Regions from separate parts of the Mus musculus genome. Here all the other regions are linked to region 3. Evidence: chromatin loops called from intact Hi-C (ENCODE). Cell type or tissue: heart. All regions are shown on one strand. Links, peaks and the distances in the headings refer to the core of each region. The heading gives the core; the rest is flanking DNA.

The links. A loop is a pair of places that touch in the nucleus more often than their neighbours do. Peaks named below come from ENCODE experiments on the same cell type or tissue, not always from the same donor. Only the 100,000 strongest peaks of a DNase experiment are listed, where the experiment ranks them.
Region 1: it touches region 3 in a loop (5-fold over the local background); 32 of 42 quality-filtered maps call a loop at or near these places.
Region 2: a loop joins it to region 3, with 6 times the contacts of the local background. A loop is called at or near these places in 32 of 42 quality-filtered maps.

The regions. Positions count from the first base shown.
Region 1 is chr8:106,865,490-106,875,659 of GRCm38, forward strand. Has3 (hyaluronan synthase 3) reads left to right here and starts at 5,347. Exons shown (of 4, transcript NM_001331048.1): 1 at 5,347-5,462; 2 at 8,419-9,057. The coding sequence starts at 8,419. In heart, for the core only: CTCF peaks have their summits at 5,297 and 6,670; DNase peaks (open chromatin) are centred at 5,292 and 6,702; H3K4me3 peaks cover 2,855 bases; H3K27ac peaks cover 1,722 bases; H3K27me3 peaks cover 3,861 bases.
Region 2 is chr8:106,882,870-106,893,163 of GRCm38, forward strand. Chtf8 (CTF8, chromosome transmission fidelity factor 8) reads right to left here. Exons shown (of 4, transcript NM_145412.4): 2 at 4,432-4,487; 3 at 4,051-4,168; 4 at 994-3,657. The coding sequence starts at 4,454. The coding sequence ends at 3,433. It overlaps Derpc (DERPC proline and glycine rich nuclear protein), which reads right to left. Exons shown (of 3, transcript NM_001378379.1): 2 at 4,432-4,487; 3 at 994-3,657. The coding sequence starts at 3,436. The coding sequence ends at 1,835. Has3 (hyaluronan synthase 3) reads left to right here. Exons shown (of 4, transcript NM_001331048.1): 4 at 1-33. Among named protein-coding and RNA genes, the nearest start is that of Chtf8, 5.6 kb to the right of the region's middle. RefSeq lists an enhancer at 9,395-9,441 and cis regulatory regions at 9,406-9,412, 9,424-9,431. In heart, for the core only: a CTCF peak has its summit at 5,149; a DNase peak (open chromatin) is centred at 5,102; H3K4me3 peaks cover 668 bases; H3K27ac peaks cover 456 bases.
Region 3 is chr8:106,713,601-106,723,894 of GRCm38, forward strand. Tango6 (transport and golgi organization 6) reads left to right here. Exons shown (of 18, transcript NM_173037.1): 8 at 3,009-3,121; 9 at 4,370-4,546; 10 at 7,054-7,183. Among named protein-coding and RNA genes, the nearest start is that of Tango6, 36 kb to the left of the region's middle. In heart, for the core only: a CTCF peak has its summit at 4,621; a DNase peak (open chromatin) is centred at 4,631; H3K4me3 peaks cover 487 bases; H3K27ac peaks cover 1,494 bases.

The DNA of each region.
Region 1 (10,170 bases), core at 2,171-10,170, 150 kb after region 3:
CTCTGAGCAGCTGGTGTGTACCAGGCAGCCCTGTGTCCTTCTGTGGTTCTCACAGGTGCCTGAAGAGCTGGCACAGCTCGGCACGAGCCCCTCCCCTGCCAACTCCCTCAAAGAACAGTGAGGAGATTTCCATATGGCCAACCACCCAGGGTTTCTGCTGCTATATACGCAACACAGGGCTCCCGGGCTCCGGGCTCTGGGCTCCGGGCTCCATTGCTTTCGCTGTAGACTGAGGTTTTGAAATCTTTCTCACCCACCTGGTTACAGCATAGAAGGGATGTCTCAGAACTCAGAATTCTAACCATTTAGAAATGACTTGTTGGGCCTGTGAGGCATTTCAACAGGTAAAGGGTGCTTTCGATAGACCCACCAGACCTCAGTTTGACTCTGGGGACCCACATGGTAGATGGAGAAAACTGATTCTCACAAGCAGTCCTCTGATCCCCATATGCCATAGCATGCCTTCTGGAAAAAAGACAGAAGGGAAAGATGGCTGCACAAAGCCTTCTGTCCATCTGGTATGACCTAATCCTGATCTTCAAGGCTGCATGAAAGAGCCTGGCTGCCAGCAGAGCAAAGGACTCTTAGTTTAAAACAAATGCAATTCCCCATCAAAGGCAGGAGTTGCAACTTTAGCCAGGCAAGGTGTCCCCGAGAGGAGCGAGCTACAAAACTACAGCTTTGTCAGGCAGTAGCTGCCTTGCTGTACTCAAGGCACACACTCTCCACTCTGAATAATGTGCTAAGTCAAATTGTGAAGTGTACTGTCTCAAGAGAAGGAAAGCACTATCACCCAGTAGAGAAAACAAAGCCACTATTTGATTGGTTGGAGACAGATGGGGGACTTACTATGTCTCCAGGCTAGTCCTTTCCTTTCCTTTCCTTTCCTTTCCTTTCCTTTCCTTTCCTTTCCTTTCCCTTTCCCTTTCCCTTTCCCTTTCCCTTTCCTTTCCTTTCCTTTCCTTTCCTTTCCTTTCCTTTCCTTTCCTTTCCTTTCCTTCCCTTTTTTCCCCTTTCTCTTTCCCTTCCTTTCCCCTTTCCTTTCTCCTTTCCTTTCCTTTTCCTTTTCCTTTCCTTTTCTTTTCCTTTTCTTTCCTTGCCTATTCTCTTCTTTCCTTTTTCTCTTTTCTTTTCTCTCTTCTTTTTCTTCTTCTTCTTCTTCTTCTTCTTCTTCTTCTTCTTCTTCTTCTTCTTCTTCTTCTTCTTCCTCTCTCTCTCTCTCTCTCTCTCTCTCTCTCTCTCTCTCTCTCCCTCTCTTTCTTTGGGACAGGATATCTCTAGTATCTCTAGCTCTGGCTACCCTGGAACTCTCTATGTAGACCAGGAGGCAAGCCTCAAACTCACACAAACCTGCCTGTGTCTACCTCCTGAATGCTGAGATTAAAGGTGTGTACCACTATACCTGGCTCAGGCTAGTCTTGAACTCACAGGGTCAAGTAATCCTTCTGTCTCAGCCTGCCCCAGCTTGGGGGAAATCTCTCTCTTTTTAAACACTTCATCCTGCCATCCTCTGGGCCCACAGTGGGTGACACTGTCACCTTCTGAAAGCAGCACCCACAGTTCTTATCCCCACCCCCTCTCAGCCCTCTGCTGGCTGATTCGCCTCTCAGACCTCTGAGTCCTGATTCCCATCCTTACCGATAAATGTTGCCCGTGACCCAGTCTACCTGTTAGCAGTGCTTGTAGCCTACTAAACAACTCCAGAATCCTTGCTTGGTATGTTAAAGTCACACACAGTGTGGTCCTTAGCCACCCTCTTTTCAGAGCGGCCAGACTCCATCACTAGTCACAGCTGGAAGGTCTATGGGGTAAATGTCTTGTCTCAGCCAGGCCTCCCTTTGCCACTCTGCACACATGCCATTCTGCACACATTCCTGCAGTTTGTCTTCCTAGCTAGAGTGTTCTCCATGGACCTCTGTCCAATTCATTCTAGCCCACAGAGACCTCTCTTCTGATGTCCTCACTGCTCCAGGTAGATCTCCCCATCATCACTAATGATAACCAGCTGTGTGGCACATGCCCGCCATCTCAGCACTCTGGAGGTTGAGGCAGAAGGATCACTAAGAGTTTGGGGGAACTTGGGCTACACCTGGCCTCAAAAGTAGGCAGGATGAGGAAAGAAGGAACTGCCTCTTGGGACAACTTAATTTTGCAAGTGGATTGTCTTCAATATGGATAGTCGACGTGTGGCAACTAGCCTCAGGCCGCCTGCCCTGAGCAGTTTCCCATGTGAGTTAAGTGAGTGTGGCAAGAATCTTCTGAGCAGCCGGGCATGGTGGCGCATGCCTTTAATCCCAGCACTCGGGAGGCAGAGGCAGGCGGATTTCTGAGTTCGAGGCCAGCCTGGTCTACAGAGTGAGTTCCAGGACAGCCAGGGCTACACAGAGAAACCCTGTCTCGAAAAACCAAAAAAAAAAAAAAAAAAAGAAAAAAAAGAAAAAAAAGAAAAAAAAAATCTTCTGAGCAAGATTGAGGGGCTTAGTGTCTGCAAAAGTCAATTCTTCAAGTCTGAATAGATGTTTCTAAGTGACTAGATATGGAATTAACCCCATTTCTACATCCCTAGTACTCGGAGATAAACTCCAGGCATTAATGTAGCAGCCCCTGGACCACTTTACAGTGAAGGGATAATGCAAACAGGGACCCTCAAACTGGATGCTAATTATTGCAAATCCTCCCTGGCACAGGCAGCCTTTACAAAAAAAAATGGTAAAGACAGTTTGTATTTTCCTGATCATACCAGGTCCTGGTCCTGCACATCAGAATGGAGCAAAGTCCATTGGTATAGGCAAGTGCTGACTGTCCTAGCTGGGCCCACTGTTTCTGGGGAAGGTCTTAATTGACTGGCAATGATGTGCTGAACCAGCCCCACTCTAGAGCCAGCAGAGTGGTAAGAAGCCTAGCGGGTCACAGTTGGAGCCTCAGAAACTGACACACACAAGCTGGCCCTGGAACAGTGGCAGGAGAGGGAATGTGCACCCAGAGAAGCCATTCTGGGGACAGAACTGGACCTTTTCAAGATTGCTGCCCCATTCCTTGAGCCTCTAAACAGATCGATTCACAAGCAGCCAATTGGCAGACAATGACTGATGCATTTTGCCTGACCTATGGGATGTTTGTGTCCAACATCTGAATTAGCTGCTAACACTTAAAAATGAAGAGATTTCACGTGCAAGACTAAATTTTTTTGGTTTCTCCAAGTGGCTAGGCTAGGCCCTCCCATCACAGGGGGGCGAACTTCTGTATGGGGTATCTCCTCTCCATGGGGCCAGTGCACCTAATTTTGCCTCAGCCCAGCTTGTTTTCCTTGATCTAAAATGTTGCATATTACAACTCTGGGAGAGAGGAGGGAAGATCAAAAGGATCCCTAAGACCCTGGCTTCTCCAGACTTGAATGCCTCTGGGCGTGGCATGGGTGGCCCCGGCCTCCTAGGATCTGTAATAACAGATTTATCTAAACACCAATTAGAAACTGCTTGTAACTGAACAGCTGGATTGGCCGGATGAAGCCATCTCAGGCTGAAGTGACTGTGGCTTGTCATGTACTCTCTCGAGGACTCTGCAAATCTTGGAACAGTCCTTCCTCTACCTCATTTCTACCATGGAGACATTGAGGTTTATACTGTCACAGCCCGTAGTAAAACAAGCTGACAGACTCCTGAGCAACCCTCTTTACCCAGACACTACTTCTCTGAGTATCTATTGCAGGCTATAGCAGGGCCCCTCTGACCATTGGTAGCTCAGCACACATGACAACATGGGTCAATACCAGCCGTTATTTCTATATCTTATCTATTTATCGTGGATGTGTATATCATTGTGTAGAGGTCAGAAGAGGACTTGAGCTAGTTGGCCTTCTCCTTCCAACATGTCCCAGAGACTGGAACTCAGGTTTGGTCCAAAGTGTCATCACTCAAAGAGCCATCTCAACAGCCTTTAAGAGCACACTCTTTGGAGCTGGGGCTAGAACTTTGACAAAGCATGCACAGAGCTCAGGATTCAGTCCCCATCAGTGAATAAACTGGGTGTGGTGGCCCTCATCCTTCTCTTCGGAGTTAAAGAGGATAAGAAGTTCAGGTTTATCTATCCTTGGCTATATGGGAAGTTCAAAGGCCTATCCCGGGCTACAGACTCTGTCTCAACAAAACAAACTCACTCACTGCCCAGCCCTTTAGCCCATGCAGTGGTGTTTCTCCTGAATGAAGCAGGGTGAAAGGTTTTGATTTTGTCTGTCAGGGTGGGAGTGGGCGGAGCAGGGGCCCAGGGTGGCTGTGTTGTGGATTCTGTGGCTAAGTGACCTATGGGCATGTCTGAGAGGGATGGCTTCCTGACTGGAGCAGCTCACATGCCTATTAAATTGTTTCCGCCTGCGAAGTTATCTCTGACGGTTGGAGGACCCATAAATTCATTTTTAAAACTAGTCTTTAATTACAATTTCTCTTCAGGTTTTTCTGAGATGTAAAACCTCGAGATCTCCAGCTGGTTCTAGAGTTTCTACCTCTAACAAACACTCTTCTCCCCTGGACTCCCTCTCGGCTTCACCTCACCGGAGGAGTCTACACCAACTTCCAGGGACCACGGAACTGCCAGCGAGGATGTCGGATGGGGACCTAAGAGGTCGGGACGTGGGAAAGAAAGGTGGGGAGGAAGAGCCGTTTGGGCTTTAAGACCGGAACCTCCTGGATTCCTGCTAGACCAATCTGCAGCTTTTGCAAACAGCCTTAAAGTCATCAGCGCCCCGCTGCGGAATTCAAAGCTCAGCTTGTCATAATAGTTAACACCTTCTTTGACCAGCCTCCTTTTATTTGACAATTTTTCTTTTCTGTCCCTCTCTGTTGCCACCGGGAAGGTTTTTAGGGAGTCCCCTCACATAGCGAGCCGCCCCTTGGCGTTCAGAAGATTTTCTGGGGTAGCCCGTTTGCAGGGTGAGTAGGTTTCCAGGTTTCGGGAGCGGGGCGTGGGGGCGGGGATGGACATGAACGATTTTGTAGGTCCCCACTGGTCATCCGGAAAGTTAACGATGCTTCAGGTACTAGGCTAGGGACAATGACAGCCTTTCCAAGGCTGCTGGCCCGGAGGTCGGCGTGGAGCAGCTGAGCCTTGGGCTGCACTGGGGGTCCCTAGTTTTCTAGAGGCAGAGGTTGCGACTCTCGATTCGGAGGGGCTAGGTCCACGACAGACCCCGAGTCTGGCGAGCGCCAGCCGGTGGCCGGGCACCGGGCGCTCCCGCGGGCTCCGGGAGCCCTCCCACTCTTGCCAACTTTCCCTGCCCTGGTGCCGGAGGAGGGCGCCTTTCCCAGTGGGTCGCGCGCGATACTTAAGGCGGCTCTGCTGGGCAAGGCGGTCGTCAGTCGGAGCCCCAGCGGCACCGTGGAGGCAGTGCGCGGCGGCGGGAGCCGGAGGAGGAGCATGGAGCCGCCGCGGGCCTGCTGAGCACCGGAACGCCGGCAGCCGGCGGCACGGTGAGCGCACCCAAGGGGCCGGAGCCTCTTACCGCGACCTGGGGACCCTGGGGCTCCGGCCGCTCAATGCTTCCCGGCGGCAGTCGCTTGCACCATGTTCCCTACCCCCTCCTCCCTTTCTTCCGACATCCTGGGCTCCCGCAGCCTCTCCTCCCTTCCTCCCTTGCGGCTCTTGTTTTGTGAATGAATTGGGGGTGGAGGGAGGCTGTGCGGGGAGCGAGGCTAGAGTGCCCCTCCCCCCAACTCACGCCCGCAGGGGGTTCACACCTGCGGGGACACCGAGATCTCCAGCGATCTGGTCCCTACAGCACAGGTTTGTGAGATGAGTTCCTCCTCCTTGCCGGTTCAGAGAGGTCCAAGGGTGCCTAGGAGAGATTGGAGGAGCTCCAGCCGCTAGTGCAAGTTTCTGTACTGCCGTGCGTGAGCCCGGCTGCAGGGCGCACCTGTCAGTGGGAGAGTTGCTGTTAATCTTGCAGCCCTCAAAGTTCTACTGCTGGGTAGGGAGGTGTGCGTCCTTGCCTGGAGGTTTTTATTTCTTTTCATTGTCCTATGGGACATGGATCCCGTAAAGCGCCCCCACCCTCGTGCCCTTGAATCTAAGTGCGCCTTAGCTAGCCTGGGCGAGCTTTCTTGGATCTCTTTTGAGAGGATGGAGGAAGCGGCCCAGGATATAAGATCACATTCTGGTTAACCGGCTTGGGGAAATACAGTGTCCTCTCTGGGCAGAGGACCTCAACAAGAGCCCGTGCCAGAGCCTGACTGTACATAGAATATCCAGCTGCAGAACCTTCCTGGGTCTTCTGTAGGGAGATGGGTACCTCTTAATTCCTGAGGGGGAGGGGGTCTGGCCCCCGGATGGAGGGGGCTGGCAACTGCAGGGATGCTGCCTTTGTTTGCAGGCACTCCTTTGCCAAGGTACCTGGGGCCCTGAGAAGATGAGTAGGGTCTGGGCTGGCAGTTGTTCCTTGGCTTTTCCGTTCCTTCCCAGCAGAGTCGTGGGAAACCTGCACGTGGGTGTGGCTGTGTGGCTTTAGCCAGCGGGGTGAAGCTCAAGCCGGGTGAGGAGCGTGGCGAGAGCTTCCTTAGCTGCCTTGGACCTGACCGGACAGCCTCTGGAACTGCACCGAGGCGGGGCGCCAGGACGCAGGTTGCTGGGCCAGCCACAGCACCTCCCGTCCCTTCCCAGAACGAGGCGGGCAGTAGGGCCCGCAGCGTCCCCTATGTATCAGCTCTAGCTGGAGACTAGGCAGGGGACGTATGCCTGGGGCTCCCTGAGCTGGGTGTGTGCAAGGAGGGCTGGGAGTCCTACAGAGGAAGCATGCGGCGGCTCCCGGGGCTGGTAGGGCAGGCCGCCCAGAGGACATGCTTCCCGGAGAGGCCAAGCTGCCAAGAGTTCTTTCCAATCTACACTGCTGGAAGAATGCTTTTGCGGATTTAAGCAGTGACTGTTCCGCACCCATCCTATGTGATGGATATCTCTGGCAGCAGAGTCTATTCCTATTGGGATGGTGCCTGGATTCAGGGAGACCAGGATTGAAGCAGGTTTCCGAAGTGAGGGGTCATTGTCTAAAACAAGGATTCTCCAATCTGGACAGGTAGCTAAAGAGACAGGAATGGAGGGCAGCCGCTCCTTCCCACACTGCTTCCTAACGCTCCCACCTGGGAAAGCCCTTAGGGGCTAATGTGCATCCATTGTCAGGGAAATTACCTGAGATCTGAGAAGCAAGGAACCATTAGCATCCCTCTTGGGGACATGGACAGTAAGTCTTTGGGCAAGGTCAGGAAGCCAGGAGGCAGTGGAGCGTGTCCAAACCTTGGTCTCCGATGTCAAGTCCTGGGCTCCTCTCATTAATGCACAGTTGTTCCCAACAGGATGGGGGCTAGAAACCCCAACTTAGTTACAAATGGGAACCTACACTGTTTGAGTGGCTGGGCCGGAAACATGCCGGCAAGCCTACCAGGACACTAGGACCAAGTAGGCGGAGCTCCCCAGCAGCCTTCTCTGCAGTGCTTGCTGCAGTCCCCTATAGCTCAGTTGCTGGTCTTACAGCAGGGCTGTCCACACCCCAACTCCCCTCTCCCATCTCTTGGCCTTTTCTCCTGCCTCTCAAGTAAAGAAAACAGTGAAAGCCAACCCTGCGCAGTGTCTTACAGAAGGGTGGAAGAGAGAAATGATTTGTGTCTGTCTGCCTCACACCCCTTTTACATCCCCTGCCCCTGTTTTCTCCATGGGCCTTTTGCTGTGCTGGGAATGGTCCCCTCCCAGGGTACACTTAACACTTAGAGGTGGTAGCTGTAGGCCTTGGGCTGCCCCCTGACCCATCTTCTCCCACACTGCCTGTAGAGCTGTCCCCTCTATGCCCAATGTCCCCACAGAAGCTTATGGATTAAGAGCTTTGGGTCAGGTAGATCACACCTACCATATCCCAGGGGACTATCTGGCTTGTCTGTGATCAACACTATTCTACTGCCCTTACATGTCACGTGTTTGCTCCTGGAACATGCTATGAGGTTAGTTGTATAATACATTCTATGGGTCAAATAGCTGAAAGGGGAGTGGGTCAGTTAGAAATGTCAGAACTAGGACTTGAACCCCAGCAACTTAGGCTCTGAATTTCCAGTGGTCTTAAGTCAAGTTCAGTAAGAAATAATGGTTTTTAATAATGGGTCATTTCTTTTGTCTTGGGCCTATCTTGAGAATGCTCAAGCTTTTTTGACAAGAAATGCTGAACTTGCTGGGCAGTGGTGGTGCACGCCTTTAATCCCAGCACTTGGGAGGCAGAGGCAGGCGGATTTCTGAGTTTGAGGCCAGCCTGGTCTACAGAGTGAGTTCCAGGACAGCCAGGGCTACACAGAGAAACCCTTACTCGAAAAAAGACCAAAAGGAAAAAAGAAAAGAAAACAAGAAATAAATGCTGTCCCTGCCTGATCCACTATCTCTTTATCTTGTTTTTAGATGCCGGTGCAGCTGACTACAGCCCTGCGTGTGGTGGGCACCAGTCTGTTTGCCCTGGTAGTGCTGGGAGGCATCCTGGCGGCCTATGTGACAGGCTACCAGTTTATCCACACAGAAAAGCACTACCTGTCCTTTGGCCTCTACGGTGCCATCCTGGGTCTACATCTGCTCATCCAGAGCCTGTTTGCCTTCCTGGAGCACCGTCGAATGCGCAGGGCAGGGCGCCCCCTCAAGCTGCACTGCTCCCAGAGGCCGCGTTCAGTGGCACTCTGCATTGCTGCCTACCAAGAGGACCCCGAATACCTGCGCAAGTGCCTTCGCTCAGCTCAGCGCATTGCCTTTCCAAACCTCAAGGTGGTCATGGTAGTGGATGGCAATCGCCAGGAAGATACCTACATGTTGGACATCTTCCATGAGGTGCTGGGTGGCACTGAGCAAGCTGGCTTCTTTGTGTGGCGTAGCAATTTCCATGAGGCGGGTGAAGGAGAGACAGAGGCCAGCCTGCAGGAAGGCATGGAGCGTGTGCGAGCTGTGGTGTGGGCCAGCACCTTCTCATGCATCATGCAGAAGTGGGGGGGCAAGCGTGAGGTCATGTACACTGCCTTCAAGGCCCTTGGCAACTCAGTGGACTACATCCAGGTAAGGCTGCCTCCCTTAGAGTGTGTGCATATGGGCACACGTAACCAGCTGGGCATTCTGTCCTCCCGCAACTTTAAATCTGATGTAGGTCTTGGTGTTGTAGCTATCCGTCCTCTTCCCTAAACAAGGTGTAATAAACAGTTCTAAAGCAACCTTGGGACTGACCAAACCTGGGCTGTGGTTCTGTTGATAACTGAGCAGACCTTGAACAGGTTCCCCATAACAACAGCAGCAAGAGGTAGGCAACACCAACTCTATACCAGGCACTGCTGGTGTGTGCTTCAAACATTATTTTAACCCTTAATAATAGCTCTGCAGGTGAGCACTGCTCTAGGTTCACATAAATAAGGTAAAACAGGTTTAGAGAGTAACTTGCCTAATGTCAAACAGCTGGCAACAGTGCAGACCAGAATGTCAGCCAGGCTGCTTATCCAAGGCCTACTGTTGATTCTTGTGTCTCACTCCTGGCGACAGGGCGACTAAACACCATAAAGAAGTTTGAAGAGGGAGCTAGAGAAATGGCTTGGCAGTGAACACTGGCTATTCTAGTGGATCCAACCCACCTTCCAACTCTAGAACCCGCATGACAGCTAACAACCTCTGTAATGTCAGGTCCAGGTTATCTGACACCCTCTTTATGGCCTTTACAAGCAATGCACGAATGTGTTGCAGACTTACATACAGAGGAAACACCCATACACATTCTTTAACAAATCTTTTTTAAAAATTAAGTATAACAAGTAAAAGGATCCTGCTAACAAATCACTCCACTTGTTTTGAGTTAGGACCACAAAGTCCCCATCCTTCCTAGTGTTAAATTCATGTCTGACATGGCAGCTGGGGAGACTCAGGTATATGAATGACCAACTTCCTTTCCCAGTGTTGGCACAGGTGGAACTCTAAACAGACCCTGCCCAGATCCTGATCAAGTGGTCATTGGCACCAGCCTGGAAATTCTATTAGGGTGGCAAGGTTTACATAGCTTAAAATTTCAAAGAACAAACTAGAAAGAACAAAAGATTAAGAAGTATACATTTCAGTACCAACTAGAAACAGACAACTGGGCTGCACAGGTTCTGTTAGTTGGGGGGGGGGCATTTTGTTTGTTTTGTG
Region 2 (10,294 bases), core at 1,573-9,572, 170 kb after region 3:
TAAAAATTCTTACATAACTCTGGCGTGTCCATTGCTATGACAAAGAATCAAAGTAAACTTTAAGGAACTAAAGTTCATCATGGCTCCCGTTTCTGGTCTCCAACTCTGTCTCTGGGCACAAGGTGAGGCAGAGTATCACAGAATGGACGAAAGGACGGACAGACGGAGCTTGTGCTGAAGCACAGCTCCTCACCTGGAAGCCGCAGGGAAGCAGAGGGCTTAGAGGAAGCCAGGGAGGAAATACACTCTCAAGGCCATGGCCACAGTGACAGCTTTCCTTGGCTGTGCTTTGCCTCCCAAAGTCTAAAGCGCTTCTCCATTAGCCTCTTAAACCAGGATTTGACCAAGAGCTGTTTCTTCCTCATGTTCAAGGACCACCTCCAGGCTCTATCAGAGAGCTGTGCTGGGGACCAAGTCTTCAACACATGAGTGCTGGAGGTAGAGTTCAAATGTAAAAATACAACTGGGATCTCAGAGCTATGTCCTCTAAGCCTAGCTCTTTAGTTTTAAAAGGATTAGTGGTAGAAATGGAATCAGTGAAATTCAAAAGTAGAAAAAGAGGCCAGCAAGATGGCCCAGGAGTAAAAGGTACCTACTACTAAGCCTGATGACTGGAGTTCAATCCTCGAGATCCATCCAGTACAAGGCGAGTCCATTCCACCCCAACTGTCTGGCTTCCACACGTGCTATCAGCAGTGAGTGCGCACAAACCAAACATCTCTAATGCTGACTTTAAAAATTTCACAAATAAGGTAAGTTGTCACGGTTGCTTCACTTTGGAGAATTAAGCCATTAGGCCACCAGATACTACACATGCAAGATGGCTTATTTTCTATTGTAGACGTCAGAATCTCACACTCCTCAAATTATTCTACAAAATAGAATCGGAAGAATGAGTGAAGGCTAACCAAAGCTTGTATCCTCAAATACAAGCATGTTGGACGGCAGGTAATAAACAGGGTTGTTGTCATTTTAAAAAAAACAAGCAGAGAGTAAACAGAACAAAATGGAGCGACAGCAGCAGCCCTCTCACCCATTTATTAAAGAAACAGTAAGAAAAGATACAATGGAGGAAAACCAACCATCCTTCACATCAAGCTGAACACAGCACAGTGATTTCCCTTTCATCCCTCCACCCCCCCCCCAGCCCCCCCACTTCCCATCCATCGCAGTTTAAGTTTTGAGGTTCTTTGATTGGGAGGACCAGTGAGGAGGGAGCTGGCTGATCGGAGGAAGCTTAAATCTGTCCACCTCTAAGTCCCAGAAGAAAGGAGCCGCAGGCCCAGTCAAGCAGAAATGTGGTGGGTCTGTGGCGTGGGTGTCCACCTCCCATTCTGTGTTCAAGCCCCCAGGGAAAGGTCTGGCAGTAGAACATGACTAGGTCCAGGGAGCCGGGTCAGAGTTACCGAAGCATGGCCCGCTCACCAATGCAGCGTCACTAGACAGCAAGCGAGCCAATTCTCCAGCGGTGAGTGGGGAACTAGGACCTGCAGGCCAATGTATCCCTGAGGAAAAGTCCACGAGAACAGTTCAAGGAACTAGTAAGAAACAAGGGGCAGAAAGCTGTGGGACAAAAGCACAGAGGCTTCCGGAAGGCCAGAGAGCCTTTTCCTTGAGGCCAGGATCACCCCATCTGCCATAGTCCATGGCTCACAAATAACATTTTGCCTTTAGTCAAGAAAAAAGCAGAGGAAAAAGAAGGTTCATTTGAACTCGAGCCCCAGCTATGTTCTTCAGACTGTACTTCCATATCTACTCTTTTATCTAAGAGACAGCCCCAGCTCAGAACCACAGTGCTTAAATAACAAAAGTGGCCCTGGAAGAAAAATGGTATTTAAGGGGGTAACATTCCATTTGGGTACATTGCAGCCATTGGACCCCCTGGCCTGGGGAAAGCAGCTGGATTTGAGCCAGGGAGGCTGCCTACCCTAGGAAATGGGACCAAAGTCTTACCTACAGGGCCATTCATCCTTGGAAAGGAAGCTGGGTTAAGGCCCAGGGTCCCCGTTGGTCTTGCAAAAGGAGCTGGGTTGATACCCACAGGGCCTGCTGGAGAAGAGCCCAGGTGCCCCGCAGCTGACCTGGGGAAAGCAACTTGACCTGGGCCTAATGGACCAGCAGACCTTGGGAAGGCAGCTGGACTTGGACCCTGCAGGCCAGTGGCCCTTGGAAAGTTAGCTGGGTTGGGGCCTAGTGGCCCAGAGGCTCTTGGGAAAACTGCTTGATTTGAGCCCTGGAGGCCAGCAGACCTCTGAAAGGTGCCTGGATTTGAGGCCAATGTGCCAGAAGACTGAGAGAAGGCATTTGGGTTCAGTCCTCCTGATCCTGTCCCCCTTGGAAAGACTCCAGCATTTACCCCCATGGGGCCACCTGGTCTTGAGAAATGAGCTGAATTAGGACCCATGGGGCCAGGAGCCCTTGACATGGGAGAGGGATTTGGCCCTGGAAGGCCAAGTCCTCGAGAGCTAGGACCTGTGTTTGGACCTATGGGGCCAGGTACTCTTGTCATGGTGGGCGGGTTTGTGCCCATGTTTCCAGAAGCCTGGGAAAAAGAAACTGAATTTGTCCCTAAAAGACCTGCTGCCCTCAGGATGGGGGCAAGATCTAAGCCTTGAGGTCCAGCCATTCTTAAGTTAAGACCAGATCCTGTACCTAAGAGGCCACCTGCTCTGTTGTCCAGATTTGGGCCTGGGCCTAGGCCACCAGCTCTTGGGTTGGGCCCAAGACCTGGTCCTAAGCCACATGCTCGTGGGTTGGGACCCAGGCCTGGGCCTGGAAACATACCCGACCTAGGGGCCGGGTTTGTACCTAAAAAGCTTGATCTCAGATTTGGACTTGGTCCAGGACCCAGGCCAACTGGCCTAGGATTGGGAGGACCAGTCCCAGAGGACAAAACACCTGCCCTCATGTTGGGTCCACATCCAGGGACCATGGGGCCACCACTTCTAGGGTCAGGACTTGCTCCCAGAAGTCCGCCTGCCCTTGGGTTGGCCATAGGACCAGGTCCAGGAAGCCCTCCTAATCTGGGGTTAGACATAGGCCCTGGGCCTGGAAGAGCCCCTGTTCTAGGGTTTAAACCTGGTCCTGGTCCTGGTCCCAACAGGCCTCCTGGCCTTGGGAAGGAAACTGCACCTGTGCCAGTGGGATTCATCCCTCTTGGGAAAGAAGTCATGCCTGGGTCGCGAGCACCAGCAGCAAAGTGTGCTGGGTTTGACGCCAAAGAGCCTGATGGATTCTGAAAAGGAGCTGCATTCCTTGGAAATGGAGCCAGGTTTCCACCAAGAGAACCTGCTGCCATAAGGAAAGGATCTGAGTTCACACCCATTGGGTGGCCTGCGTTCATAACAGGCCCTCCGTCCAGCCGTCCTCGAGGTGGCAATGGAGCACGAGTCCAAGGAGTTGGTCGCTCTCTAGGGAAAATCCGGGGTTCTTTCATACTTTCTTGGGGACGTTGGTGATAATAGGCTTGGGGCGAGTTTTGAAAAGGATCTTGTTTTTGATGAGTGCTGTCACCAAGTACTGGGTGCCAGTCCCTCGACCGGGCTCATCACAGTCCTGCTTCCCAGGAGTGTGTTTGACAAGGACTGCAAAAGGTTTCTCCAGGTGGATGGTTTTCCCATACAGGATATGATGGCCCACGATCAGCACAGGGATTCCCTTTGGCAGAACAGAAGGAGATGCCTAAGGTTGAGGGCAAGGCCGTTCCTTTCAGGGGCCTTTTAAAGCTGCTCTTGCAGCAATGCTGGCACCTCCAGCCCCTGGTCTGGCTCTATCACTGTTAAAAAACCACATTGGCAATCCACCCTTGTGCCCTTTCATTCTTTGCAGCCCCACGTAAACAGCATTTCTACTTTTAGGACTCTAGCAGATTCCCAACGGCTCCATTCCTCTGCTACTCCAGAAGGTGGGGACAGCAAGCAGCTAGCTCTACAGACTGGCTAACCTGGAGCAACAAACCCGAGGACAGTCCTCACGCTGGGTCCTGGGAGCACCACCTTGGTGGAGCTTGCTTTACTGAGGCATAAGGCAGGGAAAGAAAAGCCCCCTCACCTCAGTGGTGTAATGTAGGTCTCCCAGGAGGTTTCCAGCTAATCCGGTGCTGTAGCGAGCCTCGATCTCCCCCTGTAGCTCCATCAGCACCCATTCTGCCAGGCCTTCAGCCCCCGTACTGAAAGTAAAGGGCTGGCGGTTACAATATTTTTGAGCGGTGAAGGATGAGTAGTGTCCTACACCTACACCACCATTAGAAGCCCAAAGGAACTCTGTTGAATACAAGTTCTCGGGAAACTGGGCAGTACTGAGAACTGAAATATAGATTGTAATGCAAGAATGTATAGAAGATGTACCTGAGGACCCTAATTCCTTCAGAAGAATGTAAAACCAGTATAGCCCTTAACACTCAAGCTAAGTAAAATCTTAAAATGTACTCACCTGGAAATAACAATTTGCACCATGAGCCTTCCTTCTTTAAAAATGCAACTGAAAAACTAGAGGGGGGGAAAAAAACCTTTTAGGATAGCAATAATTATAAATAATTATATTTATCACTTAATTGTATGATAGGCACTTTCCCCACTTTCAGACAGGTCTCTAGTGCACGCTACCCTTGAACTCCCTATGGCTGAGGCTGACCTTTAACTTCGGATTCTCCTGCCAGTCTCACAAATGCTAGGTCAGCATTCTGCCAACTGAGTTTTACACTTCCAGCCCAATGTGTGGCAGGAACTTAGAATTCTAAGTGCTTTTAAACATGTTACTCTATTGCTCTAGCAATGTCAAAAGGGTTAGGCTTTCTTGCTGTTTCTGAACATATAGATTACAGTTGTTAATGACAATCATTGGACTGGTGATCCACTCAGGTGTATTACAACAAATGGTAAGGCAATTTTTTTTTTTTTTTTTGAGACAGGGTTTCTTTCACTATGTAACTCTGGTGATCCTGAAACTGTGTAGACCAGACTAACCTTGACTCATAGAGATCCATCTGCCTCCCCAGTTGTGTGTTTAAAGGATTGTGCCACGTGCCTAGTAGTAAGCTGATTTCTAATGTAACTCAGCTACAGACTACCTTTCACTTAGCTGAGGGAGGGAGTTCCTGTATCTTCACATTATACAACAGCGCCACCAGGTGGCAATTTGGAGCACCCTAAAAGCCTGCTGCTAGCTGGCTTCATTTTCCCTTGTACCTGCCATTAACAGAGATTGAATTGGGGAATCAAAGCTACAGTGTTTGGTTGTCTCTTGAATGAGACAATATATAGTGTTACCAGTCATGGTACAAAAAGCCAACAGATTTTATAATTGTACTCAAAACGCAGAAAAAATATTAATCAGGATTTTTTTTCTGGCCTGGGGCTTGGTATAGCATATTCTTAACCTCAGCTTCTAGAGAGCTAGGTCGACAAGGGGCAGCTGCCATTTGAGGGGTTTCTTTACTGGTTCTTGTCGCTTTGGACCTCCAGTAGGCTTATATCATGACAGAACCTCTTTCCAGAGCACCAAACACACTGGGTCAGCAGTTAACATATTTTAAATGTTTACTATGGACTACATGCTATGCACATGTGTACATGGTATCTCAACCAACACAGCAACTCTAATGATAACCATTTATTCCTATTTTGCATTTGAGGCTACTGGGTCATATACAAATAAAAATCATGTATTCATATGTGGTACACACTCAACTAGAGTATAGAGAGCAAAGACAAGAAACTAGCCCATCTAGTTACTTAAAAGTCACTACTTAATTTTCCCTTCCTAAAGGACAGAACCAGGTATCAGCAAGAATGAAGAGGAATCAGGAGAGCGTGCAGCCAGGAACATGTGTAAGTGCTGTTCACATCAGCACAAGGGCACCAACACTAGATCTGTGAGCTAGTGAGTCTCTGTACCCAAAGAGGCTGTGGCCCTACCGAGAAAAGGCAAAGATCTTTGTGCTTATAAGACCCTTTGCAGAACTTAACTTTTGAGACCAGGTCCATCTTTGAATTTCCAATCCCTCTGTTTTAATCTCATACACTGGATCAAAAGCACTGAGTCCTGCTGCCAGAGCATCTCCAAAGTGAATCAATCCAAATTCAAAAGGCTGAGTTCCGGTTCCAGCTTGTAAGGTGGAAAGCTACTGTATGATCACGCTCAGGTCACTAAATGACTAGGTCGCTGACACCTAGATGATGACTCACTAGTGTGATGACTAAATATAACTCATGCAAGACTTTAGACTCCTATTGAGAATAGCTAATATTTTAGATTGGGAAGTAAGCAATTCAGCATTTGACAGTCTAACTTTGATTATAATTCATAAAGATTGTAAAAGGCCAAGGCTGCACAGACCAAGTTCTTTCAAATAAGCTTTTGTTGACTGATACTGTGTATGATGTGTAAGCTGCAAAAAAAAAGTGGCCTAAAAAAAGCAATAAAGAATTCACATCTGTGAACATCATATTCTAAACATGGGGAAGAAGATAATACTCTACGTCCTGGATCCAGGAAGATGGCTCAGACATGCGAGTATGAACACCTGAGCTCCACTCTCCAGTGCCCATGAAGACACTAAACATACAGCACTAGCATCTGCAACCGCAGTGGCTTTCTGAGACAGGAGGCAAAGGAAAACTCCAAAGCCTGAAGGGTTGCAGTGGAACCAAGACTTTGTGTCTCAGGCAGAAGACAAGACTGATACTTACTGACCTCTACACATGCACATATGCTACACACACATACCAAAATACGCTTCCTGAAAATTTCAATTTTCCTGTGCTTTTTATCCACAGGAAATAGACAGTATGGCTGCCAAATTTTCTCAGTGAATTCTCTGCTTCCTGGACAGACTATCAGAATAAGAATTCACAATGAACTAAGAAAAGCAGACACCTGACCTCTGATTTGGGGTAGCACTTGCAAACCTACCCATGCAGGTTCAACTGAAAACATACATCTTTATATACAGCTGCAGGAAGCCTTGCCTGAGTTATTTCTATTGATCCTGGCAAACACCTAGCAATGCCTTGGAAACAGTAACTGTGTGGCTTACAGCCTGGCCATTCTGTTGCTGTACCCCATCAACCCTGTAAAATGTTTTATGCTAAATCAAATTAGGTGACTTACACGGATATAAAAGGAAATGTGTCAGTCTAGCTTAGAGACACCTGTATATCCATATGATTATACCTATGTGATCTCTCTGTGTGTGTGTGTGTGTGTGTGTGTGTGTGTGTGTGTGTGTGTGTATCTCAGGGCTTGAGATTTCCTGTAGCATCTATTACTCCTGTTCTTGCTCCTTGAGGTCACCAGAAAACTGTCCATGGGGCTAGCTTACATATTGATTTGAGAGCACAACCGACAGAGGTAACAGGAGTATGACCACGTGTCCCAATTAGCATACATTTTATTCAAAGGGTCTCAAAAGCCAGGTGTGGTGCTATGCATCTGTAATCCCTGCCCTTCAGGCTGAGGCAGGACAACTCAGGAAGACCCTGTCTCCAACAACAAAGGTGGGTGTGAGGGAAACTTAAAAAGAGGTGAAGCCTCGTACAAGCAGAACACCTACAATCTGAGAACATGTTTCCAAGTAGAAAAAAAATTTAAACATAATATTAGGCTGCTAGTATCAAATGTCAAGATTTCTCAGTTTTCGGGCTATTCATCTGCTAAATCAATGCAAAGATTCCAATATCTGAAGCACTTGTGTGAATTTCCAATGCTGTTTAAGAAGCCAAATTCTGGTAATAGTAACAAATAACAAAAATGTTACAATGAAAATTCTGTGTGGCATCAATTTCTGAGTCTTCAGTCTCACTTCATGCTAACACTAAGAATCGACCAGTTTCTAGGACTAAGATTTGCCTTGATTAGAAAGCAGCACAGTGTTACCAATACCAAAAGATTTCATCTCCATACTCTTTGGACTGCTTACTGGATTATCTCATCCCATCCTGACAACCAGCTCAAGTTAGGCATGGTTATCAAACTCCCTTTCAGGTAACAAGGCTTAGAAAAGCTGAAGGCTAAGCAATTGGTCGCATAGCTAATTAATAACCAGTAAAGCAGGATGTGACTTTAGCCATTCCACTGTGTGGTCTGCACACCAGCCCTCCTCATACACAACTTCTGAGATCCATCTACCTTGCAATTGCCCTCATTCTCCTGCAAATCTGAAAGAAGCCTTGTCCCTTGCAATGAAAGCAGCTAAAATCCAAGCTGATACATCAAAGTAGCTGATAAACTATTACCTTATCCATGTTTAGGCTTTAAAAGTCAAATTCAATGCCACCTTCAAGATTCAAAATTATACCCTAAACCCTCTCTCTACCCCTCATCAAGGAAAAAAAGAAGTCATGAAGACTGAGGACTTTTTTGCCGTGGGTTCACTTTAATCTCTGACCAAACCCAATTCTCATCCTCTGCTCTCTAAATCATTACATATTAAAGGATTACTAATGTCTTAGAGAACAGCCTGATCAGTGACCCTCATAATGGTAACTTCCCAAAATAAAATGTGGTGTAAGTATGGTATGTACCCAACCATACAAACAGAAAAACAAAGGACTGTGATTCAATGATTTAAATCTAATGACACAAAATCTTCTATGACTAAATCATGTTTTATAAATGTCCATTTTATTAGCCTGGTCTACAGACTGAATTCCAGGACTGCCAGGGATATACAGAGAAACCTGGTCTCAAAGGAAAAAAAATCCATTACAATGTATCTAAACACTTTGTGTGGTCTGCTAAAGATTAAACCAGTGAACAAGATAGACACTATCTCTACCTGTATTTTTGAATTTTGTCTGTTTTAAAGGGAATATGTTCTAATTCTTCAAAACTATACTTTAAAATTTTTCTTTAAAAAATTAGGATAAAGTGGCTTAACCATTTCATAGTAAAAAAAGTTAGCTGTTTCCTAGAATATGTCAAGTAGAACATCACTACCACCAAATTGGTAACTACTGTGAATGTTTACAATGGACAAAATAGGCTATAAAAACAGTAGGTCATCAAAGTCAACTTTATACAACTGGAGAACAATTCAAAGGCTTTAGGCAGGGTTTACTGAGATGCTTCAGGGCTTAAACTCTGGAAAGTCATTTCTCTAAATATGACAACTATTTCTCTATGTGCCTTTCTAGCAAACAACCAACCTTGTGAGTTTTATATATGACTGAATACAAATCATTTTTATTACCAGTGTCATGGTGGTTGTGTGACTGAAGGGGATGTTTGACCCAGTTTTCTAAGGAGAACTTGTCTCTTAATAGAGTTGTTACTAAGTCTAAACTACTTTAAATGAGACACTTGCTCCCCTCCAAAAAGGGGCTGTGGAGGGAAGGTAGAACTGAATGCTTCCGAACTTTTCATTAGTGAAGAATGTTTTCAAAACGTGTTTAGAGACTATGCATCCACGTGGTACGTTCCCATCACGTGGCAGGATTCCTCCACTGGAGGGAATCAATTACTGTTATTTGTAGACAATGGGTAGAAAAGATGGCTTCGGTTGATTTGAGTTACTCCGGTTTTCTCCATCTTCTGCTACTCTGCCACCCCATCTCAACCTTCCCTCCTCTTCCTGCCCTCACAACCTCCTCCTCCCAACCCTTTCTGGCCGCGCGGCAGTTGTGGGGGAGGTCCCCCTCCTTGCTGGAGTCTTCCATTTCTTCTATCTCCTCCACCCTTGAGCTCCCCTCCCCCCTCCTTCAACTAGACAAGATTTTTTCTAACTCCCTCTTGCCCGTTTCTCCAACTTCCTTCAAACTATCCCAAACTACTATTGGAACCGTTTTATCAAGGTCTTTAACCCTCTACCTACCCCCCTAAGAAACTATCCCTCCCCACCTCACTCTTAAACTGCTTTTCTCCACGGCCCCCATCCGTCTTCATAGCCCCAGCCTTCTCCCGAAGAGTCCTCTTTCAACTACCTTCCTCTACCACTCAAATACGAGCCAAAACCGTTCCCAGTCCCGCTACTCTAGGACACCACCCTTCTCAACTTTAGGATTCATTCACTCCTCCCACAAAGCGCCCGAGACCACTTTGCAAGAATCCTCCAAATAATGCCCCCCCTAGCAGCTTCCTCCTCCCCACTACCATGATTTAATAAAATAAAGGTCCCCTGAAACAAGCCTCACATTTCTGTCCGTTCCGCCCCAAACCCCTTTTGAGTCTCGGGCTGCCATTCCCGCTACTTTCTGAGTTCCAAGTCCACTCGACTCCAGCAAGCCTCCCGACCGGGGACTGAGCCCCTTTCCCCCCCGCACCTACCTCGTGGATCCGGCCCGCGCCGCCCCCTGCT
Region 3 (10,294 bases), core at 1,568-9,567:
AATATGTACTGTTGGGGGCCGGCAAGATGGCCGAGAGAGGGAATCTTAGCTTGCTGCTATATCTGATGCCCTGAATTCATGTGGTGGAAGGAGAGAACTGACTCTTGTAAATAATAATCTGATTTCTAGATTTTTTTTTTCGAGGCAGGATTTCTCTGTATAGCCCTGGCAGTCCTGGAACTCACTCTGTAGACCAGGCTGGCCTCGAACTCAGAAATCCACCTGGCTCTGCCTCCCAAGTGCTGGGAGGCTGGGTGTGCGCTACCACCACCCAGCTACCTAGTGACTGTTTTCTGCCTCCCTCCCGGGAATATAAGCTTCTTTGAAGCCAGCTTTGCCCTGTATTCTCAGCACCTTGCCTTTGTATAAAAATTAAATAGGTGGGACGTGGTGGTGCACACTTTTAATCCCAGTTCTCAGGAGACAGGCGGATCTAAGACCAGCCTGGTCTACAGAGTGAGTTCCAGGACAGCCAGGGCTACACAGAGAAACCCTTTCTTGAAAAAAAATTTTTTTTAATTAAATAATATATTTGTATAAATTGCTGTACTGTTTTTTTCTTCTAAATATAAAATCACCTTTTTTTTTAAAAATTGGAAAATGTTTGAGATTGAAGCCATGTTAAAATTTGAGTTCAGGCTGTAGCTCAGGGGTGGAGGGCTTGGCAAGCTGAGCTCTGCGCTCAGTGTCTATCACTGCAAGAACAAACCAAAACAGAACAAAAATAGTAAAATTCAAAGTGTGGTGGCTGGTGCAGAAGGAAGGCTCCACAGTACTTACTCTGAGAACAGGGCTCCAGAGCAAGACAATAGGCCCTTACGTTACCTGGTGATCTCTTCTTTTCCCTCCTGCAGTTGGTGATGCTGTAATTAGGCCTGCATATTGCCTCTGAACACAGCCCTACAAGGCCCTTCATTTGCAGCTTATGGAAATTAGATCATGCACAGGAAACAGGCTCTTTAGTTATCAGGTTGCACAGAGGAGTCAAGAGGCACGAGGGCCAGGGTTTGCTGGGAAGACAGAGCTTTTCCCAATCTACACGGAGCTCTCTACAGACTTTCTTAGCAACAGCACTGATTTGTACCCCAGCGCTCTCTTCAAGGTTCCCATCCTCATCTTTAAATAGAACAGCTAAAACTAACAGGGAGAGTTAGATATGCATTTACATTGTGTGGTCATACGTATGTGCGTGTGTATGTATGTATACATGCATGTATGCATGTACCCCTGTGTGATATGTAGCCCTGGCTGGCCTGCAGCAATATAGATGAGGCTGGGCTTGAACTTGTGTGCCGCAGTCCGCCCACCTCTGTCTCCTGAGTACTAGAGTTGCAGGCATTTGCCACCATGTGCAGGTTCAGAGTGTTATAAGTTTTTAAAATACCAGAGTGATTATTACATTTATTTTTGTTTGTTTGTTGTATGTGTGTGTACATGTTCATGAGTATATGTGTACATATGTGTGTCTGTATGTACATTCAGAGGCCAGAGATCAGTGTTAGCTGGCTTCCCGAGTCGCTCCACTTTCTGTTTTGAGATAGGGTCTTTCACTAAGCTGGGCTCATCCAGTTGGGTAGATGGGGTCAGTGAGTCCTGGGGTTACTCCTGTCTCTGCTTCCTAGCACTCAGGGAATCCTTATGCCTGTGTCCACTTTTTATGTGGGTGCTGGGGATCAAATTCAGGTGCTCCTGTTCTCACAGCAAGTGCTTTACTGACTGGGCTCGCTCTCCAATACCCGCACCTCCCCCCGTTCCTGTCCTGACTTTCTCTCTTTTAAAGACAAGGTATTTCTATGTAACCCAGTTTAATCTGGAACTTGCTGCTTAGTCCAGGCTGGCCTAAAACTTTCAGTGATTTTGCTCATTCTGCTTCCGTGATGCTGAGATTATAGACATGAGCTATAATGCCTTTTTTAAAAAAAAGTTTTTATTTATTATTGTATGCATATGAGTACACTGTTGCTTTCTTCAGACACACCAGAAGAAGGCATCAGATCCCATTACAGATGGTTGTGAGCCACCATGTGGTTTCTGGGAATTGAACTCAGGACCTCTGGAATAGCAGTCAGTGCTCTTAACCACCGAGCCATCTCTCCAGCCCCACATAATGCCTTTTTTTTTTTTTAATTAAAGATTTATCTATTTATTTATTTATTTATTATATGTAAGTACACTGTAGCTGTCTTCAGACACTCCAGAAGAGGGAGTCAGATCTTGTGATCGGATGGTTGTGAGCCACCATGTGGTTGCTGGGATTTGAACTCCGGACCTTTGGAAGAGCAGTTGGGTGCTCTTACCCACTGAGCCATCTCACCAGCCCCCATAATGCCTTTTTTTAAAAGACAGGGCTTCTCACTATAGCCCCAGCTGGATCAAACTCAGAGCAGTCCTTTGCTTTGGTCTCCTGAATGCTGGGATTTCGAGTTTGGGCTACTGTGAGCATATCTTTTGAACAATTCTTAATTTAAAGAATATAGAGCATCCATTAAACATCATGGTTTGGAAGAGATGAACCACAGTGAGCTGTTTTGTTTCTAACGAAGGTTTTAGTTTAATTTTCCTTTTCTTTCAGCCCTAAGGACAGTCCAGCAGCACAGGCCCCACCACTGAGCTCAGTGCCTTGCCCTTCTGACTGGGTTTTAGTTTTCCTAATTGATAATAAGCTGTTACACCAGCCTTCTGCAGTGGGAAAGCTACTGTGGAGATTACAGTAGCCACATCAGGAGGCTCAGAGGCAGCCGGAAGCTAGGAAAGCAAGGGTCAGGAAGTGGGTGAGTTGCCTTGTGTTTGGGCTGTTTTTCAGTCTGCGTGTGGGAGAAGGTGCTGGAAACCACCCTTCCCTGCTTTCAACCAGCATGGCTCCATTGGCAGGCTGAGCACAGACTAGAACTTTGTGTCTCGGAAGAAAATGCTGTTTAAGATAAACTGCAGGTTCCTTGCAAGGCTGGCAATGAGCTCTCGTTGCCCTGGCCTGGTCGTAGTTTGTCTCTCTGTGTCCTTGTCCCTAGGTGTATGTGGTGGCAAATGAACCTGTCCCAGTGTTGCTGGACTCGCTGCTTCCGCTCCTCCGGGTGTTCTTTTCTCTCTACTGTTTTACCCAGCAGAGTGTGTCTCACATAAGGTAAGCAAGCAGACCGGATACGCTTAGAATTAGAATCCCATTTGTCTGTAAACGGTCAAGTTTAAATTAGGGCGAGACTTTCTCTCAAAGTCAGGAAGATGTTTGGGGACTCTTACTCAGCCTACACAGAAAGAAAGAATGAGGATTTTGCAGGTTGAGGGAAATTGGGTGTAGTTTTGGGGATGATTTTCCATAGCCTATTCTGTACAGTAGAAGGGAAAGGTATCTCCATGGACCACCATGCCATTGTTTGATCGGTAAGAAATCCTGCGTTTTATTGTCTCTGGGAAGTGGGAAACCAGTGGGAGTTTATGATGCCCAAGTGGAGTGTTGGAGAGTAAGTTTGAAAAGTGCAGATTTGATGTGACTGCATAGTTTAACCTGGAATTTGGCCTTAATATGCAGAGTCTTCAGTATAGAAGAAAGGGGCTTCTTAGTCATCTACAATCCCCTTTCTGTGTTACTTTAAAACGGATTCAGTTAGGGGCTGGAGAGATGGCTCCACGGTTTAGGCGCCCTGGCTGCTCTTCCATTCCCAGCACCCACATGGAGGCTAACAACTGTAACGGCAGTCCCAGGACATCTGATACACAAACATAAGTACAGGCAGAGCATTCACACACATAACATTAAATAAATACATTTTTAAAAAGATTGATTTTTGGATTAGCTCTATTTTCAGTCGTTTGTGGCATTTCTTCCACATGGTAGGAGTTTATAGTTCCATCCTTTCCTGGGTCACTATGAAGACACTGTGTAAACTGGAGTCCCTAGAAAGGTCCCTGACAAATTATAAGCTCAATAACTCAGAGCAGTCATTAGTATGGCTGCTAATGGTGAAGAAAGACACTCAGCCCTGTAGTTAAGACTAAATGTCCAGCCTAAAAATAAAAATAAAATCTTTTTAAAAAGTAAAAAAAAAATTAAGTTCTCATAGCACCGTTCCATCCTCATCAAAGACTGACGGGGGAGCATGGGCCTACCCCAGCCCCTTCTAGTGAGTGGGGTGGCTTCTAGAGCCAAGGGTTAAGCTACCCCTGGGTGACCTCCAGGGCACTGTACTCTGAAATTTGTAAGATGCATGCTTCCCTGTCGAGTGTCAGCAGCCAGTGGCCGGGCAGCATTGGGATCAAGTGGAACCTGACGGTCATCGTGTCTTCCCCCCCCCCCCCCCCCCCCCCGCATAGCTTGCTAGCTTCATGGAATAAGATGACAAGCTCATTCATTCATAACTGCTTCATCTACCAGGTCACTTTGCCAAGAGATCTTGTTATGGATTCTGGTGAAGCTGGAAAGGAAGAAGGCAATCGCCAGCCTGAAAGGATTTTCGGGGTTGGACAAAACCGTGCCCACTCTCCACCCTCAGTGTCAGTTTAGAGCCGCTACGCACGGTGGCATCGTGATTACCGCCAAAGAGGCCATTAGGTGAGCTTACCAACCCCCGATTGTCACGCCTGACAGAAGTTTTTATACGACACTGTTCTGTGAGTCAGCCGCTAAGGGGCGCTGATGGAAAGGAAACCAGAAACAGGCAGCCAAGGCGCTTGCTATTTATAATCTTTAAAGAAACCAGAGCCTTAAATGATCCTCTGGGTGTTATTCCAAGATGCCAGCTAATAGTAGGTGTGGTTTGCTGGCGCCTCCCGGCTCTACACCGCAGCAAGCCCAGCTACTGCCCAGTGTTCGCCAGTGACTCAGAGCACAGGGCAGCACATGTTCACCGCAGCTCCCGAGCAGTCAGTCCAGTCTGTCTCTGACTCAAAGAGCAGGATGCATGTGTGCCTTATTACGATTATTACTGTATTTGTCTTGTCTGTGTCTGTGCATTGCTTGCATGCCTGATGGAGCAGAGGGTATCCAGTCCCTGGGAACTGTGTGGATATTGGGAATCAAACCCAGATCCTCCACTCCCACCCCAGCCTTATTCTTAGGGGAAATTGTCTGATTACTGTCATTGGTAATTTTGTAATGAGTTTGTTTCTCATAAGAATGGATTAGAACGTACTAAATAGACTTTAGTGGAGTGGATCATTTATTTCTCCAATGTCTCACAAGTATTTTATTTTATTTTATTCATTTTTTTGTTTTGTTTTGTTTTGTTTTATTTTTGTCCTGCTGAGACTGACCCTAGGGCCGCATGCACACTGGGCATCTGAGCTTTGCCCCTAGCGCCGTGAGCATGTATTTTAGACTGTTTGCGCTTTCTGAGATTTGTGGAGGGTGCTGTTTTCTCAGAACCTAGGCTTCCCTTGGCTGTCCACATGGAGTGTGTCGCTGGTCCAGCTGCTCACTTCCGCCACATCCAAAGAGTTGCTGCTTGTTGAAGTGCTTACATTTAACTTTATAGTCATGATTAATCTAGTGAACATTTAAAACATAAACAAATATGATTGACTTGACGAAAATAGAAAAAAATATGTATTAAAGTAGAATTATCAGAATGAATGGAAGCTTCCTGAGAACTGATGAATTTTAGCAGCTTTATCACTGTGCCCATTGAGTGTAAGAATTTAGAATTATTTGGCATGCTTAATTAGTGCACATGTATATGAAAACCCACAGTTCTCACTGAAATTACTATTTTGCTTCCTGATGAGAATATAGTTAGCAACCAGTGATTAAATGAATCTCCATCCACTGCCAGAAGCAACCACTCCTTAAAATCTGGGGTGTCTGCTCAGGTTAGGGGTATAGTCCTTTTGATATTATACACAAACACATACATACACACACACACACAAAAGTTACATGAACACCTGGGTTTAAATAGGGCCCACAGACACTTAAAGCAGTCAGAGTTCCCAAAAAATTGAAAATTTCATGTGTGTGTGTGTGTGTGTGTGTGTGTGTGTGTGTGTGTGGTGTGTGTGTATGTGTGTGTGTGTGGTGTGTATGTGTGTATGTGTTGTGTATGTATATGTATGTGTATATGTATGTGGTGTGTGTGTGTAATCATTTGTTCCCAAAGCAGCTGATCTGTTTCACCACTTTCCTTTCACCCTGCCATTAGCCCAGCAGAAGTTTCCAGTAAGAAAGTGTTTTAAAGAAAATTTAAGCCAGGCACAGTAGTACACACCTTTAATCCCAACATTTAGGAGGCAGAGGCAGGCAGATCTCTGTGAGTTCAGAGCTAGTCTGGTTTTCCTAGCGAGTTCCATGCAGCCTGGGCTATATAATGAGACTGTCTCAGAAGAAACAGACAAAAACAAAAGCCCAGCTCTATTTGAGCGCTTAGATAGGAGTGTTGGAGGCAGATCTTTTTAAACTTCTTTATTGTTGCTGCTTGTTCACTATGGAGCTCAGGTTGGTCTAGAATTTACTGTGTAGTCCAGGCTGGCCTCAAACTTGAAGCAATCATCCTACATTAGCCTAAGTATGTGCTATAGGGATGAACCACCACACCCAGCATCAATGATCATTTTCTTTAGACACACCTGACCTTTTTTTTTTTTTTAATTTTTCAATAAATCATGTCTAAAGCCACTTCCTTTACAAATCTTTTCCTATTTGAGAAATAAATGATCATACAGACTAAAGCAGTTTAGCTTCTAATAATAAATACCTTGCATTCTTCAGCCCGAACATAAAGGAAAATATTTTCAAGATCTGTCTGAAGATTACCTATATGGAAATATTGTTACTTTAGAATGTCACTCTGAGGTTTCAGCTTCCGAGGTGGCATAGCAGGTGAATGTGCTGTGCGCAGGCCTGAACCTGAGTTGGATTCCTGGATCCCACAAGGTGTCAGCAGATAACTGATTCCTGAGAATTGTCCCCTGTCACCCACATGCAACCTTGTGCCAACACACATGTGCCTCTGTAGCCACACATATAGTATAAAATAACCCTTTTAAAAAAGAGAATTATGGAGATTTCTAGGAAACATGCTGCTTTATCAACACTGACGTGGGCGATCTTGCCCTGTGTTGCAGCGATGATGAAGATGAAGCCCTGTACCAGAAGGTGTCTTCAGAGCAGAGCCAGGTGGAGCACCTTGGGGACTTGCTGCTGCACTGCCAGCAGTGTGGGTTGGCAGGAGATTTCTTCATCTTTTGTCTGAAGGTAAGAATCCACACAGTCACACCAATCCATTCTGGGGTAGCTCTAGGAGAGCCTTTGTCTTTATGAGCATTCATAATTTTAGGTCCTAAAATTTAGCTTCCAGTTTAGGACCAATAAACAGAAGACAGAGAGTAATTAACTCAGCTGCTCATAGGCTCTGGAATGGACAAGGGAGGGACCGTCAGTGGGACAGGTGAGTTACCGGTGTGCTCTGCCTACTCTGCTAGCTCATCTGCATTGAAATGTTAGACATGAACAAAGCTGCCTCGTTAGTCTATGAAAGGGTTAATCTTTGCTCCGTGTTGACAGTAAGATCTCTTTTGAAGTTAATAGCAGGTTCTGAAGCCAAGAGTAATCCCTTATCCTTTCTTGGCCTGGTGTGCAGTCAGGTATTTGGAAGGGAAACTCAGCCATTCTGCCTCCCTCTTTTCGCTCTGTAACCACTTAAAACCTTTTCCTGTTCCTGCCGAGTGCCATTGTTGGCACTTCCCTTGGCCCCAGTCTCCAGTAGTAACTTGTACTCCATAACGTTAGCGCTGCCTGGTATCTGCTGCTGTCCGCTCTCTCAAGTCTGTCCCGAGAGAGTGTCTGAAGTTTAAGGATGAGTGGTGGCTGGGCACGGGAAGCTCATGTCTCTAGAACTTGAAGTAGGGATGTTTCTTTTGGTGCTTTCTCATCTCTATGTTCAGGCCCGTCTCTGCGTCAGCCACACACTCTGATGTCTAAGGAGGCGTGAGCCCAGTTGTATGCTTTGTTTCCAGTTGCTCTTTGGGTAGGAGCACTGGCTGCTTTCACAAAAGACCTGAGTTCAGTTCTCAGCACCTACATTGTGGCTCACAACCTCTGTAACTCCAGTTCCAGGGGATCCTTCTGATCTTTACATGCACCACACACACTCAGACACACACACACTCAGACACACACTCACACACACACACACACACACACACACTCACACACACACACTCAGACACACACACACACACACTCACTCACACACACACTCAGACACACACACACACACACACACTCACTCACACACACACTCAGACACACACACTCAGACACACACACACTCAGACACACACACACTCAGACACACACACACTCACACACACACTCACACACACACTCAGACACACACACACACACTCAGACACACACACACTCAGACACACACACTCAGACACACACACACTCAGACACACACACACTCAGACACACACACACTCAGACACACACACACACACACACTCAGACACACACACACACACACTCAGACACACACACACTCAGACACACACACACACACACACACACACACACACACACACAGTATCCATACACACATGTAGGCAAAACACTCATACACATAAAATAAAAATAAATGAAATGCCAGGCAGTGGTGGCGCATGCCTCTAATCCCAGCACTCGGGAGGCAGAGGCAGGTGGATTTCTGAGTTCAAGGCCAGCCTGGTCTACAGAGTGAGTTCCAGGACAGCCAGGGCTACACAGAGAAACACCGTCTCGAAAAACCAAAATAAATAAATAAATAAATAAATAAATAAATAAATAAATAAATAAAATTAAATTAAATCTTTTTTTTTTTTTAAAGGGCCCAAATCAGCCAAGTGTGGTGGTACATGCCTGTAATAGCAGAGGTCTGGAAGCTGAGGCAGGAAAACGATTTTGAATTTCAGGCCAGCACAGGTTATTTAAGGAGACTGTTTCCAAAACAAACAAAACAAAATGCTACCATCACGCAATCAAAGGGCTTTATTCTAAATCCCAGTTTGTTTGTTATTTGAAGGGTCTCATGTAGCCTGCGTGGCCTCAAACTATTTAGCCAGTGATGACCTTGAACTTCTGCTCTTCCTGCCTCTACTTCCTGAGTGCTAGGATTACAGGCATGCGTGGTACAGTTCCTGGGATGGAACCTAGGAATACACGCATCCTAGGCAAGTCCTCTACCAGCTAAGCTGTATCCGGTCAACCCAAGCCCCTTAAACTATGGGTCCTGATTCCAGAGGAGGTCACATAGTAAATGTGTGTGTGTGGGTGTGTGTGTGTGGGAGGGAGGGGTCACAAAACATTTGTCAACACTAAGATTTCTGAACACAAAATAGCCAAAACATAATTCAACACGACGAGATGGGGAATGAGCTTGGGGCGTTTCTGAGAGCTTGTGCACCAGGCAGCCTCACCGAGGCCTTGGTTCTGAGCACATAGCATATGCACTTTGCACTGCACAGGCTGTCATGCCATTCAACGCGACAATATTTCCACTCAGATTTGAGGTCATTGTAGGCTGTAAATCATAGCACCTCTGCTTTCAAAGAAACAATGTTTTAACAGTGGGGAACAAAGACCATCATTCTTTAGCAGGCAAATAATAAGCTAGTATGTTTTTTAATTTTATTGCATCAGAATTGTTGATTTTAAACAATCGTTGGCTGAGGGGCTGGAGAGAGGCTCAGGTTAGGAGCACTTGCTGTTCTTCCAGAGGCTCTCAGTTATGTTCTCAGCATCCAGGCCAGGCCACTCCACCTACTTGAGTCCCACAGGATCCAGCATCCTTTCTGCCCACCTTGGGTTTCTGTGCTCACATGAGCACACCCCTGTCCCCCCACATACATGTATATTGATAAATATTCAAACATTTCTGGTTGGGCTGCTGAACTTGATCTTTCATTTTAAAAAAATCATGAAATGATTTTTGGCCTTGGATTAGGTCAGAATTTTGAATAAGTTCTGAAATGGCCTTTGACTGATTTCTCCTATTTTTGTATTTTATATATATAAGGAAAGCTGAATTTTTAGCATTGATGATAAAAAAAAATCAAAATGTGGATGTGCTCTAAGAAACACTGAAGATGCTGTGCTTTCTGCAGTATTAAATAGTCACAATTGAATCCTTAATGTAAAATTAATCAAGCACCACATCTCATTAGTATGCAAATTTATTCATCTTTAATAGACAGTAAAAACATATGCATGCCAAAGAATTGCTTTAAAGTAAATTTCCTTATAATTTATTGCCACTATAGGCTTGACCAGTACACCTACTTTATGCTCATCCATACATGGAGTTGTATTAAAATTCCTCAGGGA